Regions from separate parts of the Homo sapiens genome. Here regions 2 and 3 are each linked to region 1. The links are chromatin contacts, found by Hi-C or POLR2A ChIA-PET in ENCODE. All regions are on one chromosome and are shown on one strand. The core of a region is the stretch at or near the end of the contact, and the rest is flanking DNA. Distances in the headings are between cores, read along the strand shown. Region 1 has its middle 24 kb from the start of SGMS1-AS1. Region 2 overlaps SGMS1 (sphingomyelin synthase 1). Region 3 overlaps SGMS1 (sphingomyelin synthase 1).

The links. Hi-C counts contacts between places; a loop is a spot of excess contacts on that map. ChIA-PET counts read pairs that join two places held with the same protein, here RNA polymerase II (POLR2A). Pooled maps may share reads with other maps.
Region 2: a pooled map shows a loop between it and region 1 (2.2-fold over the local background). The contact joins two enhancer-like sites. A Hi-C loop is called at or near these places in 8 of 50 pooled maps. POLR2A ChIA-PET finds 5 or more read pairs at or near these places in 5 of 52 experiments (GM12878, activated CD4-positive, alpha-beta T cell, activated CD4-positive, alpha-beta memory T cell and 1 more).
Region 3: a loop to region 1 is called in a pooled map, with 4 times the contacts of the local background. The contact joins two enhancer-like sites. A Hi-C loop is called at or near these places in 15 of 37 single-sample maps with no recorded cell type and 11 of 50 pooled maps. POLR2A ChIA-PET finds 5 or more read pairs at or near these places in 4 of 52 experiments (activated CD4-positive, alpha-beta T cell, activated CD4-positive, alpha-beta memory T cell and activated T-cell).

What each region holds. Positions count from the first base shown.
Region 1 is chr10:50,647,402-50,650,112 of GRCh38, reverse strand. No RefSeq gene overlaps it. Among named protein-coding and RNA genes, the nearest start is that of SGMS1-AS1, 24 kb to the right of the region's middle. RefSeq lists enhancers at 1,066-1,125, 1,336-1,485, 1,506-1,665. Within about 2 kb of position 1,397, at least 3 of the 41 ENCODE cell types and tissues checked have a DNase peak (open chromatin) inside an H3K27ac peak, as active enhancers do; they include GM12878, where a contact is called at or near this core.
Region 2 is chr10:50,395,808-50,398,518 of GRCh38, reverse strand. The region is part of intron 6 of SGMS1 (sphingomyelin synthase 1); the gene reads left to right. Among named protein-coding and RNA genes, the nearest start is that of ASAH2, 150 kb to the right of the region's middle. Within about 2 kb of position 1,383, at least 3 of the 41 ENCODE cell types and tissues checked have a DNase peak (open chromatin) inside an H3K27ac peak, as active enhancers do; they include GM12878, where a contact is called at or near this core.
Region 3 is chr10:50,496,259-50,498,969 of GRCh38, reverse strand. All of the region lies in intron 3 of SGMS1 (sphingomyelin synthase 1), which reads left to right. Among named protein-coding and RNA genes, the nearest start is that of SGMS1, 130 kb to the left of the region's middle. Within about 2 kb of position 1,377, at least 2 of the 41 ENCODE cell types and tissues checked have a DNase peak (open chromatin) inside an H3K27ac peak, as active enhancers do.

The sequences.
Region 1 (2,711 bases), core at 148-2,647:
CAGCCTGGCCAATATGGCAAAATCCTGTCTCTACTAAAAATACAAAAATTAGCTGGGCGTGGTGGTGCATGCCGCAATCCCAGCTACTCTGGAGGCAGAAGAATTGCTTGAACCCAGGAGGTGGAGTTTGCAGTTTTCTAAAGGGAAAGAAAACTATTAATATTTTCAAAATATTATCTCTATTATGCTTGTATAAAGAGTTCAGTAGCAATGAAAACCTGACCCATGGAAAATAGGAAAACTTCTTCCCTTTTCCCTCTTTCCCTTCTTGCCATCTTTCTTAAAGCCCATAGACTTCACAAATAACTTAGCAACTAAAAGGTCGTAGTTTTGGAAATGGAAGGCAGGTCATGTGATTCACTGGAATTTTAATTTTCATGGTAATGATAATAGCTGCCATTTATTTGAACTCTATGTACCAAGTATTGTGCTGAATTAATTTAATTTAATTTAATTAATTTAATTCTCCCCAAAGCGCTATTACTATACCATTACCCCCATTTAGCAGATGAGAAAACAGGCTCAGAGAAGTTAAGTAATTTTCCAAAATCCTATAGCTGGCACTGGAATTTAAAGCCAGTACCATTAGACTACAGGGTCCATGCACTGATTGACTACCCCTCCTAAACTGCCTTTTGATGAGGGATTCATATTTCTGTTTTCTTTGTAATTGCCACATAAGGCATTCAATAAAACACTACTTTATGCTCAGCTGCACTCAGTTTTGCAAGCTTCCAAGGATCCCTTGGTGATAAAGGAGTAATGTGGCACTTAAAACCTGGTCTGATATTGGCATGCACCCTAAAAATGCTGCTGGTATTACTGAGGGAACCAGCCGCTTGGGACTCTTACCTTCCTAATCGCTTCTTAAGGGAACTTGTAATGAATCTAATTGGAAGCATCTACTTAATTCCCTACAAGATAATATCACATAAACCAGAGCAAGAAAGGTGTTAAAATCAATAAATGAGAGAGAAAGAACTGAAAATATAGAGCTAAGGATAGGAGGGCAGGCAGGGCATTGTATATTTGTAGCTCAGGAGAAAAGTCTGGGGCACTTTTTGATAACTGCTGTATGTGCAAAAAAATGTGTTTGGGTGTGGGAACTATGAGGACGTATGTTCCTTTAGACATCTGATAATCTAAACTATGGTAATTTCTGTGGGTATCAGTGAAAAATCTGTGCTGCTGATCTGTTCAAAGTGCAGCACTATGGGCAGATTTCAGATCATACTGAGAATTGAGGCCGTGTGACTGTGATCAAGATTGTACTGGAGCCATCATTTGGTTATTCATTTACCCATTACGGAGTTGAGCTGGGGCTGGGCACGGTGGCACACACCAGCAATCCCACCACTTTCGGAGGCAGAAGTGGGAGGATTGCTTGAGCCCAGGAGTTTAAGACCAGCCTGGGCAACATAACAACCCTGTCTCTACAAAAAAATATTTTAAAAAATTGGGCTGGGTGTAGTAGCTCACGCCTGTAATCCCAGCACTTTGGGAGGCAAAGGTGGGTGGATCACTTGAGGTCAGGAGTTCAAGACCAGCCTGGCCAACATGGGGGAAACCCCATCTCTAGTAAAAATACAAAAAAATTAGCCACGCATGGTGGAGCACACCTGTAGTCCTAGCTACCCAGGAAGCTGAGGCACAAGAATCACTTGAACTTGTGAAGCAGAGGTTGCAGTGAGCCAAGATCAAGCCACTGCATTCCAGCCTGGGCAACAGAGTGAAACTCTGTCTAAAAAGAAAAAAAAAATTTAGCCAGGCATGGTGCCTGCCTGTGGTCCCGTCTACTCAGGAGGCTGAGGTAGGAGGATAGCTTGAGCCCAGGATGTCAAGGCCACAGTGAGCTGTGATTGCACCATTGTACTCTGGCCTGGGAGATGGAATGAGACTCTGCTTCTTTTTTTCTTTTTTTTTTTCTCCTTTTATGGGTAGGACTTGGGTGGGTGGAGATGATATGATGGGGATGGACATTAGAGGGGAAGTCATTAGTGAGCAGAGAGCTAAAGATGGGAAAACGCGGTGTGTGTTCCGGGGTATGGAGAGTTATTTTCTCCAGCTAGACTTTCAGAAGAAGGAAAGAAAGAGAGACAAAACCAGAAGAGCTGAACAGGATCAAATTGTGTAAAATGATGACTGCTAGGACCCCAGGACCAGTGCTCAGTGTGAACCACAGTGGCACTGGGAGGGCCTGGGAGTAGGAAAATCAGTGAGGAGGCTCTGAGCTTGGGTGGGGCAGAAAGGGTAACTTTTTTATGTTTGCTGCTTCCGAGGCTGCAGTAACAATACAGTCCCTCAGTCACCTCTTCCCTCATGGTTGTTCCCACTGTGTGTCTTGCTGGTTTCTCCTCTTGGTAAACCTCCACCATCCCCCGGAGTTGTATCTTTTGTCTTCCTCTCCTCCCCAACCATCTCCCTTCATTACATATCTTAAAAATGTCTTTTATTTTTATTTATTTATTTTTTGATATGGGGTCTCACTCTGCTGCCCAGGCTGGAGTGCAGTGGTGCAATCATAGCTTACTGCAGCCTCACCCTCCAAGCCCAAACAATCCTCCTACCTCAGCCTCCCAAATAGCTGGGACTCCAGGGGCACACTACCACACCCAGCTAATGTCCTTTTTTATTATTTTTATTTTTAGTAGAGACAGGGTCTTACTATGTTGCCCAGGCTGGTTTCAAACTCCTGGGCTCAAGCAATCCAT
Region 2 (2,711 bases), core at 134-2,633, 250 kb after region 1:
CACCGGTATTGTTAGCTTCAAATTGCTTACAAACGTTCTGCAATTCTTTTGGATTAAGTAACTCTGTACTATTAAAATAATTTTTAAAATATTATTTTATTGCCTTTATAAACCAGTTTGGATTAAAAGCTAATATTTTTTAAAGGTTAGGATAATTTCATTTCATTATTTAATATTTCAAAATCTGATGATATGATCATATTTTGAAGTCATCTGATAGTTCCTGAAAGTATTTTAGATGTCTACTCCCTGCATTTATACATCTGTTTAGAGCCTGATTGTTTTTATATGGTGTGCTTATTTATTTTTTGTCATTGCACGTGAATAATTACTGTTTTCTGAAGACCTCTACTTTTTAAGAAGCTCCGAGAGAGTGGAAAAATAACCACCAAACTTGTCTGCCTCACTTTATTACTGAGAGAAAAAATTTGCAGAATGATATTAACTATATACTAAAATCTTAGCACACCAGAGTACAAAGTCAGGGACGGAAAACTTTCTGTGTGTAGCCTTTTGAAATGTATCTATAAGTAGAAGGCATTCCCAAGTCACATGCTGAAGAGCGGCGAAATGGCTTAGAGGCAGAGTTCTTAGGTGCCACTCTACCTATTTCAGGCAGATTCTGTCACCATCAGCCCTTCGTAGGTCACATAACTTACTTGATTTTAGTGACTTATTTAAAATCAGTAATTAACACCTCAAGAGGAAAAAGCTTTTCTTTAGAAGAAATAACAGATTTATCTTCAATACCTCTGAAACCTAAATGGTTGCTTAAGTAACAGCTGTTGCATTTTATCATCATTGGCAAACGGGAAAGGCAGCTTCCTCAACTTGTGTTTGTCTTCTAAAGGAAAAACCAAAGCAATATATAGCAACTGATGCTTATCCAGAAGAGATAACTCAGATGCACAGAGGCAAAGAGATGTGGACATCTAAATAAACCCAGACACTTTGTTCTTCAGAACTTTTAAACATAGGCATTTTCTCTCTCGGCGAGAGAGTGAGCTGTGATCAGTTGTGTGTGTAGCCAGGATGTTGCTAAAGCAAACTGACTTTATCTGCCTTGCACGCCTTCTCCTCTGCTTTGGTGTCATGCCTGTCTCCTTTCTAAGACCAGCTAACCATACTTGGTTTCTTCTGTCCTCTTTAACATCTTCATCTTGCTTTATTGTGCATGTGTATGATTTGAGGTTCTAGATCCTTGAACTGGGGAGTGACAACTTAGACACCCACAGAGACCACGTATCTATCCTACCTGGTCCTGCAGAGTGCCCTACACTGAGTGAGTCCTCTGTCTAAGAGTGCTGCTAACCATCTCCTCAAGGGCAGTTATCTGCCATTTGCAAAGAATGTACAAGTTCTCTAAATCTAGCAACTACATCAGAGATCTTAGATGATGATTCATTTGAAGAGAATGGGTTGGGAGTACTCATGCAAAGAGAAGAAGCATTTTTTTTTTGCTTTTGATCTTACTGCACATTAATTTTGAGTAAATTTGATAGTACAAATCAACCAACGGATATTCACATTTTGAGTGTCCCGTACTTGAGCTCCTGAGAGTGTGCAGAAGGGTGGAGTGCTTATCTTCAAGTAACACCGCCGGTTCACCACACAGCTTTCTTTTTAACAGAACACTGGAGGCTGCCGCTGTTGGGATGCATTGAGGGGAGGGGACCTAGCTACTTTTAAAAGAATCTTTGGGTATAGAAATTGGGGGAAGGAAGATGTGAAAAATAATGCCACTTGTGGGTGGGGTGGGGATGGATGTGAGAAGACAGACTGCTAAAAGCAGCCATGATTGGTGAGCACCTGCTGTGTGCCTAGACTCTACTAGGTACTCTGCAGCTCATTATCTCATTTAATCCTGTGAGTCAGGTGATGGTATCCATATTTTTATAGACAGGGAAACTGGCTTGGAAAGGTCAACACTTCCTCAAACAAACAAACAAAAACAGATGGAGTTAGTCTAATTCTTTCTATTTGTAACTAATTCGTCTTAAGATTAACATGTTCCTTCCTCTCTCTAGTTCCAAAATATCCCCCCTTCCACGGTCCTGAATTTTTTCACTTCTCTTTTGTATACTCTTGAACTGGAGGCATTTACAGTTGTGGAACATAGACCTTCTGAAATGCAAAACATCCTAGGGAAGAGAAATGTACCTTACTGTGTGGGTTGACTTTTGCCTTGCTTTGCTCAACTCCTAGCTGAGAATACCTGGACTTAAGATAATGGGGGCTGCACGTGGGAAGTAAAGAGAGGAGAAGAGGTAGTCTTTAAGCTTGGACCTCTAGAGGGGTGGGACTGGGAGCCCCACCCTGAGGGCTCAGAGAAGCAAAGACTCCTGAGGAGACAGCCACTAAAAGGAGGGCAAGATTTCACCAAAGGCTAACTTTTCCCCTTCTGGTTTTGTTAACGTTTTTCATCATGGAAAGGGAGGAAATGCACTGGAGGGTCCAGACCTTGGTTTAGTTCCTCTTTCAGTAGAATTGGGATCCTCAGATGAATGATGAATCGGTTAAGGGTGGAAATAACTTTTTCAGCAGTATACATACCCACCATAAACATTTTATTAACTTTAGAAACAGAAATGTTTAGGATTTCTCAATGTTTTATGTAGTGTCAAGGAATTTTCTTTTGAATATGGGTCCTCTGATTTGTGCCATTTCTTGTCTTTCCTGCACAAGCCCCACCCATAATCCTTCATCGATGT
Region 3 (2,711 bases), core at 128-2,627, 150 kb after region 1:
TTGGCCAGGATATGAAGAAATTGGAACACTCGTGCACTATTGGTGGGAATGTAAAATGGTACAGATGCTATGGAAAACAATATGACAGTTCCTGAAAAAAATTAAAAATAGAACTACCATATAATCCAGCAATTCCACTTCTGGGTTTAGACCTGAAAGTGTTGAAAGCAGGTTCTTGAAGATATGTTTGTACACCCCGGTTTATAGCAGCATTATTCATAATAACCAAGGAGAGGAAACAACCTAAATACCCATTGATGGATGAATGGGTAAACAAAATAGGATGTTTGCATACAATGGAATATTATTCAGCCCTAAAAAGGAAGGAAATTCTGACACTTGCTACAACATGGATGAACCTTGAGGACATTATAGTAAGTGAAATCAGCTAGTCACAAAAGGAAAAATACTATATGCTTCTACATATATGAGGTACCTAGTGTATTCATAAAGACAGAAAGTAGAATGGTGGTTTCCAGGGGCTGAGAGGGGAGTTACTGTTTAATAGGTACAGAATTTCTCTTTGGGATGTTGAAAACACTCTGGAAATGGATGGTGGTGATGGTTACACAACAATGTGAATGTACTTAAAGCCATAAAACTATATACTTAAAAATGATTAAGGTGATAAATTATGTTATGTATATTTTACCACAATAAAAATAATGCTTTAAAAAGAAAATAAGGATTGAAGTGATTGGTTGTGAATTCCTCTTCCCTCTGAATGATAAAAGAGATTTTATCCGATCACATCTTTCCCATGTTAAGTTACCATGATCCCCTCCCCCAAACAGCATTGCTGAAAAAGCAGGGGTGGTGGGCAAGTCATTGAGACCTTGAGTTATATTTCCCTAACTCCCAACTTGCTTGAAGTCTGTGTTCTCTTCATCTTGTCTTTTAAAAATGAGTGGGCTTTTCTTAGAAACCAAATTCCCTGGAGTGTGATATCAGCATACTTTTACTCTGAGAGTTTTTAGCAGCAGCTTTCTCAGCCTGAGAGGAAAAGCAAAATATAAAAATAACTTAGGGCTCACATTCAAATAGGTAAACAGATATGTCCAAAGTGAAACCTCTAACTGAAAGTCATGCATTTCAGTTAGGCACAGTGTTAGATGGTAGGTGGATGAATCATCTGGTCTGACCTGTCAACTGAAGGATCTGGAATTTTTTTTTTTTTAGATGAGTTTTGCTGTTGTTGCCCAGGCTGGAGTGCAATGGTGCGATCTTGGCTCACTGCAACCTCCGCCTCCCAGGTTCAAATGATTCTCCTGCCTCAGCCTTCTGAGTAGCTGGGATTACAGGCATGCACCACCACGTCCGGCTAATTTTTTGTATTTTTAGTAGAGACAGGGTTTCACTATGTTGGCCAGGCTGGTCTTAAACTCCTGAACTCAGGCGATCCATCTGCCTCGGCCTCCCAAAGTGCTGGGATTATAGGCGTGAGCCACCGCGCCCGGCCAGGATCTGGTATTTAATACTCACTTACCTTTTGGCTTCTCTTGCATAATCTCACTGGTTCTGTTCAGCTCCATATGGACAAGTTTAATATGATAGAACACTGAAGCTTGTTTGTCATGTCTTCCAGCTTTAACACTATTATGGGTTGTATAGATTGTAATTCTTGAAAAGATGAGTCCTCAACATTTCTTGTTAGTTGATAGCTATGTGAGCAGTATAGTGGTGAATGGAGCTCACACTGAAGTGCATAATGATCCTTATTAGACAACTTTGTAAGTTTGAAAATGTCATCAAAGGAGAATTAGGATCATCTGTCAAGGCTACCCTATTGTGGGGAAGAGAGGTGTGGGTGGAGGCAGAGTTCTCATCGTTAATCGTTGACACTTGGAGAGGTTTGCATCGAGCCTTCTGGACTTCATTCTAATGACAGTAGAGCTGTCTCTACATTTCAGTGTTGGAAGAAGGGTGGAGGATGACTTTACCATATCCCCCTTTTAAGATCACTTTTACCAGTGGGTGGAAGCTAGAGTGGAATTAGGGAGACCAAACAGGAGGCTGCTGTGGGTTTGTGTCTAAAGATGTTGGTAGTGACATTAGTTGACATGCATGGAGGACTACTTGGATGCCAAAAGCTTTATCCTTACTGTAGCTCTGTGAGCTATATAGATGGGTGACATTACTGGCACCATTTTGCGGATGAGGACATCCAGGATTAGAGAGGCTAAGCAGTTTGCCTAAGATCACACAGCTCATAATGAATTTGAGATGGTAGCCAGGCCTAGGTACTGGTAGAGAGGAGCTGTTTTTATTCTCCCAAAGCCATGGGATCACCTGGAATGTGATATAGGAAGGCCTAGGGTTGTCTTTAAACTGGGATCTGGGAGCCATTAGGCAGCTCTGGCCATGTCTGTTCCTACTTGGAATATATAACAGCTTCTGGACATTATTAAGTGGGCTGGCTTGTGTTTTGTTGAGGAACAGGACAAATGGGGCATTTACTAGTGCTGTGTGCCTCGTTGCTTTTCTGGGTAGTGTTTGGTGATGGGCATAGTGTGGAGTGGTGGTAGAGTACACAGTGTGATTCTGTCTGGTAAGGAAGCTGTATGTTGATGTTCACTGATGTGAATAGGTTCATACAGTCCCTTAGGCATTTGGCTGGAGGATAAAGAACAGCCATTGACCAGCAGAGTACTTTTTTTGAAGTTTATGCAAGACAGCGTGCTAGGTACTACTGCCAGCTTGACAATAAAGGC